Regions from separate parts of the Homo sapiens genome. Here region 2 is linked to region 1. Evidence: read pairs that join two places in POLR2A ChIA-PET (ENCODE). Cell type or tissue: MCF 10A. All regions are shown on one strand. Links, peaks and the distances in the headings refer to the core of each region. The heading gives the core; the rest is flanking DNA. Region 1 overlaps ITSN1 (intersectin 1). Region 2 overlaps ITSN1 (intersectin 1).

Region 1 (5,374 bases), core at 92-5,091:
TGGGACTACAAGAGTACACCACCATGCCCAGCTGATTTTTAAAATTTTTGTAGAGATGGGAGTCTCACTTTGTTGCTTGGATGGTCTCAAACTCCTGGTCTCGAGCAACCTTCTCACTTTGGCCTCCCAAAGTGCTGGGATTACAGGCAAGGGCCACGGAGCCCTGCTTATATGTGGATTTGCCTGTGTTGGGGACCAACACCCCTAATCCCTCCCTTGTTCAAAGGTCAACCATACACTTTATGATGTTTGCACAAAGACAAAATCACCTATCAGAACATCATCATTACACGATGCAGGGTTAGAAAAAAAGACACCGCTCCAGGTACAGACAGATAAATACAGTGAAAATGACTGCCGTGGAAGACCAGTGAAATGTCAAAAGAGGGTATGAAAAGCCCTGGCGACAGCAACATTTTAAGGATAAGAAGCCCTCAAAGGGAATTGGGAAGTCCTAAATGTAACAGAGCAACAGGGCAAGGAAATAGCTGAAATGACCCATGCTGAGGTCACAGCTGCTTATGGAAAGAAATGAAACTAAGAGGAAACTGACAATCAGAGATAAAAGGAGAAGGTCAAGAAAGCTTCTGCAGAAAACCAAATACCGCATGTTCTCACTTACAAGTAGGAACTAAACACTGGGTACACACTGACACAAAATTAAGAACAATAAACACTGGGGATTCCAAAACGGGGGCAGGGGTTGAAAACCTACCTATCTGGTGCTATGTTCACTACTTGGGCAACTGGTTCATTAGAAGCCCAAACCTCAGCATCATGCAATAAACCTACATAGCAAACCTGTGCATGTACCCTCTGAATCTAAAAATTAAAATAAAAAAATTAAAAAAGGCCGGACATGGTGGCTCACGCCTGTAATCCCAGCACTTTGGGAGGCTGAGGCAGGTGGATCACCTGAGGTCAGGAGTTCGTGACCAGCCTGGCCAACATGGTAAAACCCCGTCTCTACTAAAAATGCTAAAAATGCAAAAAATTAGCCAGGCGTGGTGGCAGGCGCCTGTAATCCCATCTACTTGGGAAGCTGAGGCAGGAGAATTGCTTGAACCTGGTAGGCGGAGGTTGCAGTGAGCCGAGATCGCACGATTGCGCTCCAGCCTGGGCGATAGAGTGAGACTCTGCCAAATAAATAAATAAACAAATAAATAAATAAATAAAACAAGTGGCACGCCACAGACCTGATCTACCTACTCCGGGGGCTGAGGTGGGGGGACCGTTTGAACCCTGGAGGTAGAGGTTGCAGTGAGCCAAGATTGCACCACTGCACTCTCCAGCCTGGGTGACAGAGTGAGACTCCGTCTCAAAAAAAAAGCTTGTTTCAGTGGCTACACACTTGAACAGAATTCAAACTCACCCCCTATACAGATGCACACAACACTGTACACTGTGAATGTCTGTAGTATTGGTTTTTGCATGAGGTCAACATTTTATATGTATGTGAAAGGAAATGACACCACTGAAATACTACAACATTTAAAAGTAACTTCAATTATTAATTATTAATTTGTATGACACTGATCATACACTGAGTAAAGGCCATCTGTTTTGCCTGCCTAGCGTTTTTTTCTCCTCTTGACAGATCCTACTTCTCTTTAATGCTTTCTGTTAATTCCACGAGTTTAGGTACTGGTCTCACCAACTGGGGGAAAAGGTAGACCCAAGGCCCAGGAGAGCCAATGAGAGTACACGTTTCCCTTGGTCATATGATGGGTTCAGACACACGATCATGCCAGGCCAATCAGAATCCTTGGACTTGACAGGTATGTGAGTCACTACATTTCAATGCTGTGCTTCTTCCACTTGGAAATGAAAAAGCTCATACAAATACAATTATGAATAAAGAAAACTGTGGCAATAAAGCAACCTTCCTTTTTCTTCCTTCTCTCTCCTACAATCCTCTTTTTTCTCTCCCTATCACTTTTTCCACCTCCCCACCCAACTGCATTTAGATAGTGGACTACTTAAACTTATCACTGAGTTTTTTTTAAGTTAAGGATTCCTGATACATGACATCACCACGACACAGAAAGCTAATCTAAGAACTAAGCCCAGCCCCAGGTAAACTATTCTGTGATTCAACTTCTTGGTATTTCGACAGTACACTTTAGAGTCTTGTTTCAAGGCCCTTCGCAGTGGCTCACGCCTGTAATTCCAGCACTTTGGGAGGTCAAAGCAGGCAGATCACTTTGGGTCAGGCGTTCAAGACCAGCCTAGCCAACATGGCGAAACCCCATCTCTACTAAAAATACCAAAAAAAAAAAAAAAAAAAATTAGCCAGGCATGGTGGTGCCTGTAATCCTACCCACTCTGGGGGCTGAGGTGGGGGGATTGTTTGAACCCAGGAGGTAGAGATTGCAGTGAGCCAAGATTGCACCGCTGCACACTCCAGCCTGGGTGACAGAGTAAGACTCTGCCTCAAACAAAAAAAAAATCTTGTTTCAGTGGCTACACACTTGAACAGAATTCAGACTCACCCCCTATACAGATGCACATAATACTGTACACTGTGAATGTCCCTAGTATTGGTTTTTGCAGGAGGTCAACATTTTATATGGATGTGAAAGGAAATGACACCACTGAAATTCTGCAACATTTAAAAGTAACTTCAAAATTTCTTCCTTCCTGTTTTCCCTCAGCTAGAGATCTACACCGGTTTAAAACAGGTCCGAGCCAGAGTCCGCATTTGTAAAATGGCCTTTCCAATCAAATTGTGATTGCCTGAATTAGATTAAATTTTGGTACTTCCATGTTTCTTGCTATCCTTAACTGTTGATGTTATTATATGGAGAAAATAATAACAAATTCACAACGTCCCTAGACATAGTGAAAAAAAAAAAGAGACAAGGTAGTATCATAAAAAGAATATTGTGGTAAGAATGAGAAGAATGTTTAGTTCACAGTAACAGAAACTCCAGCTACCTAAATCAAGGGGAAGGAGGTAACCTTAAGAACTCAAGAACGAGAATGCAGCTGGACCAAGAACAGACTGGAAGAGAGTGGCTTAATGCTGTCAGAGAGTCAGGTAGTGTTCTCTCTGCTTCTCTTTAGACAGTTACTTTATTCTCCCCATCCATAAATCATCTTTCTTAGTCCCCAGACAGCAGAACATAACTGCTTATAACTCCCAATCCTTTACTTAGGGTCCTTGAGCATATTAAGGCCAAATCCTTCTCTATTGAGCCTAGTTTCAAATTTCCAGGGAAGAAACGAACACTGATTGGGCCAGGTTGGTCAGGTGCCCAACCCGAGTTCAATGTATTATGTCTTTTGTGTAGAGAAGGAGGTAGGAAGAAATTGGATGTGTAGGTTGAAGGGCACTTAGGGGATCTGTGTTGGGTCAGATATACATTCCAAAGGTTCTCATCACACAGTCTCAGCTTTGTACCTTGTCTCATAATCAAAATACGGAACTAATAACTAACGTTGATTCTAGACTCTTGCTAAGAGTCTAGAGTATAACAGAACTTAAGATAATTAAAGTGAATTTAAAAAATCAAAGGCCAGGTGCAGCGGTTCATGCCCGTAAGCCCAGCACTTGGGGAGGCTGAGGCGAGAGGTCCACTTGAGTCCAGAAGTTCATGACCAGCCTAGGCAACACAGCGAGATCGTCTCTCCAAAAAAAAAAAAAAAAAAATTAGCCAGGTGTGGTGGTGCGTGGCTGTGGCTGTAGTCAAAGCTACTTGGGAGGCTGAGGTGGGAGGATTCCTTGAACCTGGAAGGTTGGGGATACAGTGAATCATGGTCATGCCACTGCACTCAGCCTGGGTGACAGAGTGAGACAAAAGAGAGAAAGAAGAGACAAAGAGAGAAAGAAAGAGAAAGAGGAAGGAAAGAAGGAAGGAATTAAAGGGTAACAAGCATTCATCACTGTTTTAGAAGTTCCATGCCAATAAACAAATACAAGTTATGGTGGCTCATGCCTATAATCTCAGCACTTTGGGAGGCTGCGACAGGAGAACTGCTGGAACCCAGCAGTTCAAGACCATCCTGGGCGATATAACAAGACATCATCTCAAAAAAAAGAAAGACATTGGCCGGGCGCAGTGGCTCACGCCTGTAATTCCAGAACTGTGGGAGGCCGAGACGGGCGGATCACGAGGTCAGGAGATCGAGGCCATCTTGGCTAACACGGTGAAACCCCGTCTCTACTAAAAATACAAAAAATTAGCTGGGCGTGGTGGCTGATGCCTGTAGTCCCAGCTACTCGGGAGGCTGAGGCAGGAGAATGGCATGATCCCGGGAGGTGGAGCTTGCAGTGAGCTGAGATCGTGCCACTGCACTCCAGCCTGGGCAACAGAGCGAGACTCTGTCTCAAAAAAGAAAAAAAAGAAAGAAATACAAGTTAAAAATAAATTATAAATTCTAGGAATGAAAATGGTCCTTTATAAACATGATGGTCTGTATGAAAAACTCGAGAATTTTTAAAAAAGCATAGAAGTCTTAGAGGGCTGAGATTCTATCTTGGTTCAAGGCTACTCACCTAGAGCAATGCCAGGCATATACAGCGTGTACTCAAACATTCACTGAACAGCTAACTAAACTCAGAACTTCCCAATCACGGCTGGGTGCGGTGGCTCACGCCTGTAATCCCAGCACTTTGGGAGGCTGAGGAGGGCAGATCATCTGAAGTGAGGAGTTCGAGATCAGCCTGGCCAACATGGCGAAACCCCGTCTCCACTGAAAATATAAAAATTAGCTGGGCATGGTGGCACATGCCTGCAGTCCCAGCTACTCAGGAGGCTGAGGCAGGAGAATCACTTGAACCCGGGAGGCAGAGGTTGCAGTGAGCCAAGACTGTGCCACTGCGCTCCAGCCTGGGCAACAAAACACGACTCTGTCAAAAAAAAAAAAAAAAAGAACTTCCCAGTCACAGTACTTTAAGTGGATTATAGTTGTGCCAAAGATACTGATGCCCTCAGTTTTGGGGAACGATGCCTACAATTAGTACTAATTATTGCTACTAACACAGTACTAATATTATCTGGAATCACAAAGACTGAGAAGCATTGAATGCAAGACCAAAACATTGCTGGAACTTAGAGTTCCAGCAAGACAAGTTGGTTACCAAATAAATTTGTGTAAGGCCAATAGGCATTTAATAATCATTCACACTCATTGGTAATACAGAAAATAATGCAAGTTAAAACAAATAAAATTGGCTAAGATGTTTTTGGAGATGGTTTTACCCAGTCCTGGTAAGAGAACAGGAAACAAGTACCTTTTACATGATAGGGGGAATGCATCTGAGAGCGGTATGCTGCAAAGGCTTTACAAACAACTTTTGGTCCAAGAATTTTACCTATCTTTATTAAAAAGCAAAAAGACAAAGAATCTATAGGTCCAGCAATAAGTGACT
Region 2 (5,374 bases), core at 253-5,252, 190 kb before region 1:
AGGGGGGTTGAGTCATTCAGTCTCTAAGGCTGGGGGAGGCTCCTTGCCCACACTGCCTGCCTGCACCCCCATCCCTTCCTGCTGACGTGGGCCCACGATGCCACAGTGGGCACCAGATGTGGGTTCTGACTCTCTCTGAGGAGGGACTCCCATGATGAAAATGGACCTTTCCATAAAGTGGTTTGGAGGGTCAAAGGGGATGTTTTCAACAGGGCCATTTGGAAAGCCATGGGGGCAACAAAAGCCTGGACTTTCGTGACGGGTCATGACGGGGACTCAAAGGTGGCAGAAGAAAGAACACTGAGCAGGCTCCTGTAGAGCAGCTCCGTAACCAGTCAGCCCAGTTTCCCCTCTGCAAGCACAGAAGAATGCATGGGTTAGGGAAGGCTTCCTCGAGGAGGTGACGACTGAGCCGTGCTAAAATTCAGCACAAATAGGAATAAATGAGGAGAGGGAAGGTTAGAGGGCTGGAGAAGGGGGCAGATCAGGCAGGGTTTGCAGACCAAGTAGATTCGGGTCTTTTATCTCGGAGGACCGGGAATCCCCTGGATGATTTTAAGCATAAGAAGTGATGTTTTTAGAATAGCTCTCTGCCTGCAGCGTGGGGGAAGCTGGAAGGAGAGAGTGGGTGCAGAGAGACCAGGTCGAAGACTCAGTCATCCTTCTGTGAGGGGCAGGAGCAGCTCCTTCAGCCCTGGCCTTTGCACTTGCTGTCCCTTGGGCCGAGAAAGCTCCTCCCCCTTGATCTTTGGACGTGCCTCCCCCGCAGCCAGGTCTCCATCCCCCCTCTTCAGAGAGCTTTCTCGGGCCATCCTCTCGGCTGGATCCCTGGCCCCCAGTCATGCTCTGTGCCACCCCATCCTTCACTAGCTGGAACCCCCACTCATTTCTCTGCTGCTTGTCACCTGCTCCTGAAAGTTCTAGGCATCTCCTCTGCTTGTGTTCTGCTGAGCACGGCCCTATGACCAGGCCGGTTCCATGTACCTCAGCCATGACTCTCAGTGGGCAGCGGGAGAGGTAAACAGAGTAGACTGGGTCCCTCCTGGGCTCATGGGCCACACAGCAGGAGGCGGGGAGAGGAGAAGACAGGATGCAGGATGGAAGGGGAGGCGGACAGGACGGGCAGATGTGCTTCTGCCCCCTAGAGAATGGGATGGAGGGAGGAATCCCACTGGATACCAAGTCAGTGGAGGGCTGTTACTGAGGATTCGGCCGTGTGGGGTCTTGTCACGGGGCCTCAGGACTCCAAGGTAACACTCCAGAGAGGAAAGAGGCATCCCTGGCCTGGTCCCCTCTGCTGGGGCGGACTGCAGGCTCGCTCTCCTGGGGGGCCTAACAAACAGAGTGGAACTGCAGGTCTGGATATTGAGAGGCATCTTGGGGGTGCACACAGTGGGCAGGGAGGGAATTAAGCATGCCTGGGGCAGCTGCTCTGGAGACAGCGCTTTGGGGCAGCATTCCCCAGCAGCCCACGCCCCTTATCTAAGCTGGATGATTGCTTAAAAAATCCAGCAGCCGGCATGTCTAGGGGGCTGAACGTTCCATTCTTTGCTGGCAAGAGAACACAAGGCCACAGAATGCCGTGATGAGAAATAAAGGACCCAGTGACTCAATGCATTTGTGACAGGTTTATTGTGGAGCGCTGCATGGGCCTGCCAACACAGTCCAGACGTGACATTTAAAAGCCCTGCACATTCCATTTTCCCTGGTGGCCTCCCCACCGTCGACCGTGTGAAACACAGGCAGCTTGTCCACATCAACCAAGAGTCTGCTGAGTAGGCTCTGGTCTTTGGTCCAGAGGTCTCTGCACATTGCAGGAGTGCAGCGAAGGCGTTTAAAAAGCTGCTTGCTTCCACCGGTGGGCCTCCTGCTATCAGGAAGGGGGCCAGGGTTCGTGCACGGATTGGTAGGGCAAATCTTGCAATGAGATAGCTCAAAGTTTTTAGGGAAGCTGTCCAATCTTTTCTCTCTGAAATTCCTAATCTATAAAAGCATACTTTCTAAAAGGTCTTAAAAATGCACACAACCTACCTGCTGTTTTGGTTTAATGAAAGAAGGCACTTGATTGGATTCCATGATGCTCACTGACCAGGCACAAATGCCTTTTCTCTCCAATAAAAACAACAGCAACAAAGCTATTATTCTCTGCTTATTTTCTGCTAGATGTCATCATTATCTCTCCATATGTAAATGAGGAAACTGAAGCACAAAGAGGTTACATAACTTGCCCAAGATCACACCACTAGTAAGTAGCAGAGCTGGGATTTGAACCCGTGCTCTGAGCCACCATCCTGGATTGCTCCTTAGCCTCTATAAGGTCCCCAGATGCAGTTATGTGGATGCTCCGTCTGAATCACTATCTTCCTATAGGCAGGTGGTCTACAGGGAAATAGAATGTTCCAAAATGATGAGAGAAATGGAGTAAAATATTAGGCTGAACTTGCAGAGAAGCCGTGTTGTTATATACAGCACCATGTTTTTCTGGAGGCCAGGAATGAAAATTGGGAAGCTACAGCAGCACATGTTCTTACATTTGGCTCAGACTGAGGGTGTCTTAAGTAAGCCTGAGCGCCTGGCAAACTCGCCCAGTGGAGGAGAGAAGGACAAAGGGCTGGGGCGGGTCAGCATGAAGCTTGTGCGTTGAAAATGTGTTGGAATCCTTACCAATGGCTCCAAACTCCCATGGTAACCCCACCAGTGAGGAAATCACATGAGGCAAGAGGGGCCCCTTCCCGATCTTTCCAAAGATGCAGCCACCAGTTCTGTGGAGGCAGGAGCTCTGGGGCTATTATGGACACACATGTCCATAGATCTGTGCATCAAATGGTACGCCTAGAACGAGGACTTGTCGGAATTTGAAAAGCTGACTTGAGAACATCACTGTGTTTCCCGAGACCCTCAGTGCCCTCAGCTGTATAGGTGCAGGCCTTATGCTCAATGTTCTCTAAGATCTCGACTTCACTGAATAATCCGCAGAGAACATCCTGCGCTCCACCGCAGCCCAGGCCTTTCCTCACTTTCTGGGTGGGGCCTGGGAAGCAACGCAGTGGATCAGCGTGCATGAGTGTGTGGGGACAGGTATCAGAAGGGGACAGGACAGCATAGGAAATGGGAGGGGAAAGCAGGGGCGTCAGGGGTTTCATCCTCTCACTGAGGGAAACAGCGTCCTTGATGAAAACTGGCAGATCAAAAGTGTTCTCCCCTCTCCTGGGTCAGAGTTCAGAGAAACGGCATCAAGAGAAGGAACTGTTCAGCTTTTAAAGACATGATAGTCTGAGTCAAAATAAGGAACATCTCTTTTGAGGCTTGCAACATCACTCAGAAGCGACGTGCCAAGCAGATGTGGAAATAGCAGCTGTCAGCCTCTGCCAGAATCTTCTATACAGCGGTATTTATCTGCCTTCTGGCTGTACCCTGAACTCACCGTTTGACCTACTGTCACCAAGCTACAGATGTAGGCAGTTAAGTCACCTGAAAGTTGCTGCTCACTGCCTGTCACACACACACACACACACACACACACACACACACCGTTGACATCATAAAACAACAGCATGGTAGCTGGTAGCTTCTAAGAGGTGGTATGCCCAACATTAAGTTGCACGGACACTATATATATCTTATAGCTGATGCTCATTTTTTATAAATGAAACATTTTTGAGAATCAGGTCATACAACTTAAAAATGCCTGGGGAGCTTTTAATTTAAAGAATAGATTCTTCCTGAGAGGCTATGGAGCCCTCTGAAATGGAATAGCTAACTAGACGTCAGGAGACACTCTGGAAGCCTGGTTTTTCCTATGTGGGGTTTTCGTAAAGAAGTGCCCAAGAGTGGCCGGGCGCGGTGGCTCACGCCTGTAATCCCAGCACTTTGGGAGGCCGAGGCAGGCGGATCACAAGGTCAGGAGATCGAGACCATCCTGGCTAACACAGTGAAACCCCATCTCTAGTACAAAAAAATTAGCGAGGCATGGTGGCGGGCACCTGTAGTCCCAGCTACTGGGGAGGCTGAGGCAGAGCTTGCAGTGAGCCGAGATTGCACCACTGTACTCCAACCTGGGTGAACCGTCTCAAAAAAAAAAAAAAAAAAGTGCCCAAGAGAACTCTGGCTGAAGCGGAACATTCACATTAAGGCTACTGTGATCTTGGACTTCACTACGTCTCCCTATCCTACCAGACCCCGAATACCAGACATTTCAAAGAAGGAGCTATTTTTCCTTGCATTTTTGGGACCATTGGCATCCAATGTCATTTCCATAAAAATTCTCTTGGGTATTTTTGGAACTAAAGAGAATGAATAGGATTAATGAAGCAGGACTGCGATTTGCTGTGCCCGTTGCCCAACTGTTACCTGGGTGGGGTGTTGCCCCCGCCCTGTGCTGGAGTGGAGACTTGGCTCAGACAACGGTCCCTGGTCCTCAGCCTCCTTCTTAGACCAAATGAGCAAGAGACTCCAGGAGCAGCCCCTTCCAAGGCCACTGTTGTTTTTGGGAAGCTCACATCTAAAGGAAAAGGAAACTGGAGAGACAGCATGGTCTCCTCTCTGAGGGTGATGTGGTCTGTGTCAAAAGCTGAGACTGGTGTTTTCTATAGTCACCGGTTGATTTCATTCACTCATTCAATAGGCATTTTTTTTTAACCTAACCTACCATGTGCCAGGTGATGATATATTGTACTAGGTTGAATTATAGATTGCTGTTTTTATAGGTAAGAATTGACAATTTCATATGGTTAAACCTAATATTTAGAGGGTTTTCCTAAGCTAGTGTTACTATTTCTTCTGATGGCATCGCTGAAAGCATAGATAACCCAATCGTTACTATTTGCGGCCTGGGTCTGCCCAGATTCCTTTCCAGAAACAGGGAAGATACCAGTTTCTACCATGCATGTAATGGTTAGATATTTTGTGACTTAACATAGGGCCGAGTTACTGCTTTAGATCGGCTTCTCCCAGACACCCTTTTATGCAGAGGCAGTCTGAGGCCTGGGCCACTTGGGGAACTCAACCACCATGGCTCCCCAACTCTGCAGGCCTGCTCTGCAGTGTGGAGAGGCAGCCGGCCAGAGGAGAGTGATTCGTAAGTGCACAATGAAGACAATCTCATTTGGACTCATCTTGTCTAATGCTACTGGAGCAAAACTGTACCCAAAGTTCACTTGCAAATATATTTACACAGACCAATATGAAATTAAATGATTTAATAATCAGTTTAAAAAACAAAACAAAACAGACTGGGCACAGTGGCTCACGCCTGTAATCTCAGCACTTTGGGAGGCCGAGGTGGGTGGATCACCTGAAGTCAGGAGTTCAAGACCAGCCTGGCCAACATGGTGAAACCCCATCTCTACTAAAAATACAAAAAGTAAGCCAGGCA

What was found. Peaks named below come from ENCODE experiments on the same cell type or tissue, not always from the same donor. Only the 100,000 strongest peaks of a DNase experiment are listed, where the experiment ranks them.
Region 2: POLR2A ChIA-PET joins it to region 1 with 5 read pairs; 3 of 35 experiments call an interaction of 5 or more read pairs at or near these places.

The regions. Positions count from the first base shown.
Region 1 is chr21:33,652,498-33,657,871 of GRCh38, reverse strand. All of the region lies in intron 1 of ITSN1 (intersectin 1), which reads right to left. Among named protein-coding and RNA genes, the nearest start is that of ITSN1, 13 kb to the right of the region's middle. RefSeq lists an enhancer at 602-1,101. In MCF 10A, for the core only: no CTCF peak of the experiment used is centred there; DNase peaks (open chromatin) are centred at 1,761 and 2,081.
Region 2 is chr21:33,840,653-33,846,026 of GRCh38, reverse strand. The region is part of intron 29 of ITSN1 (intersectin 1); the gene reads right to left. Among named protein-coding and RNA genes, the nearest start is that of ATP5PO, 72 kb to the left of the region's middle. In MCF 10A, for the core only: no CTCF peak of the experiment used is centred there; no DNase peak of the experiment used is centred there.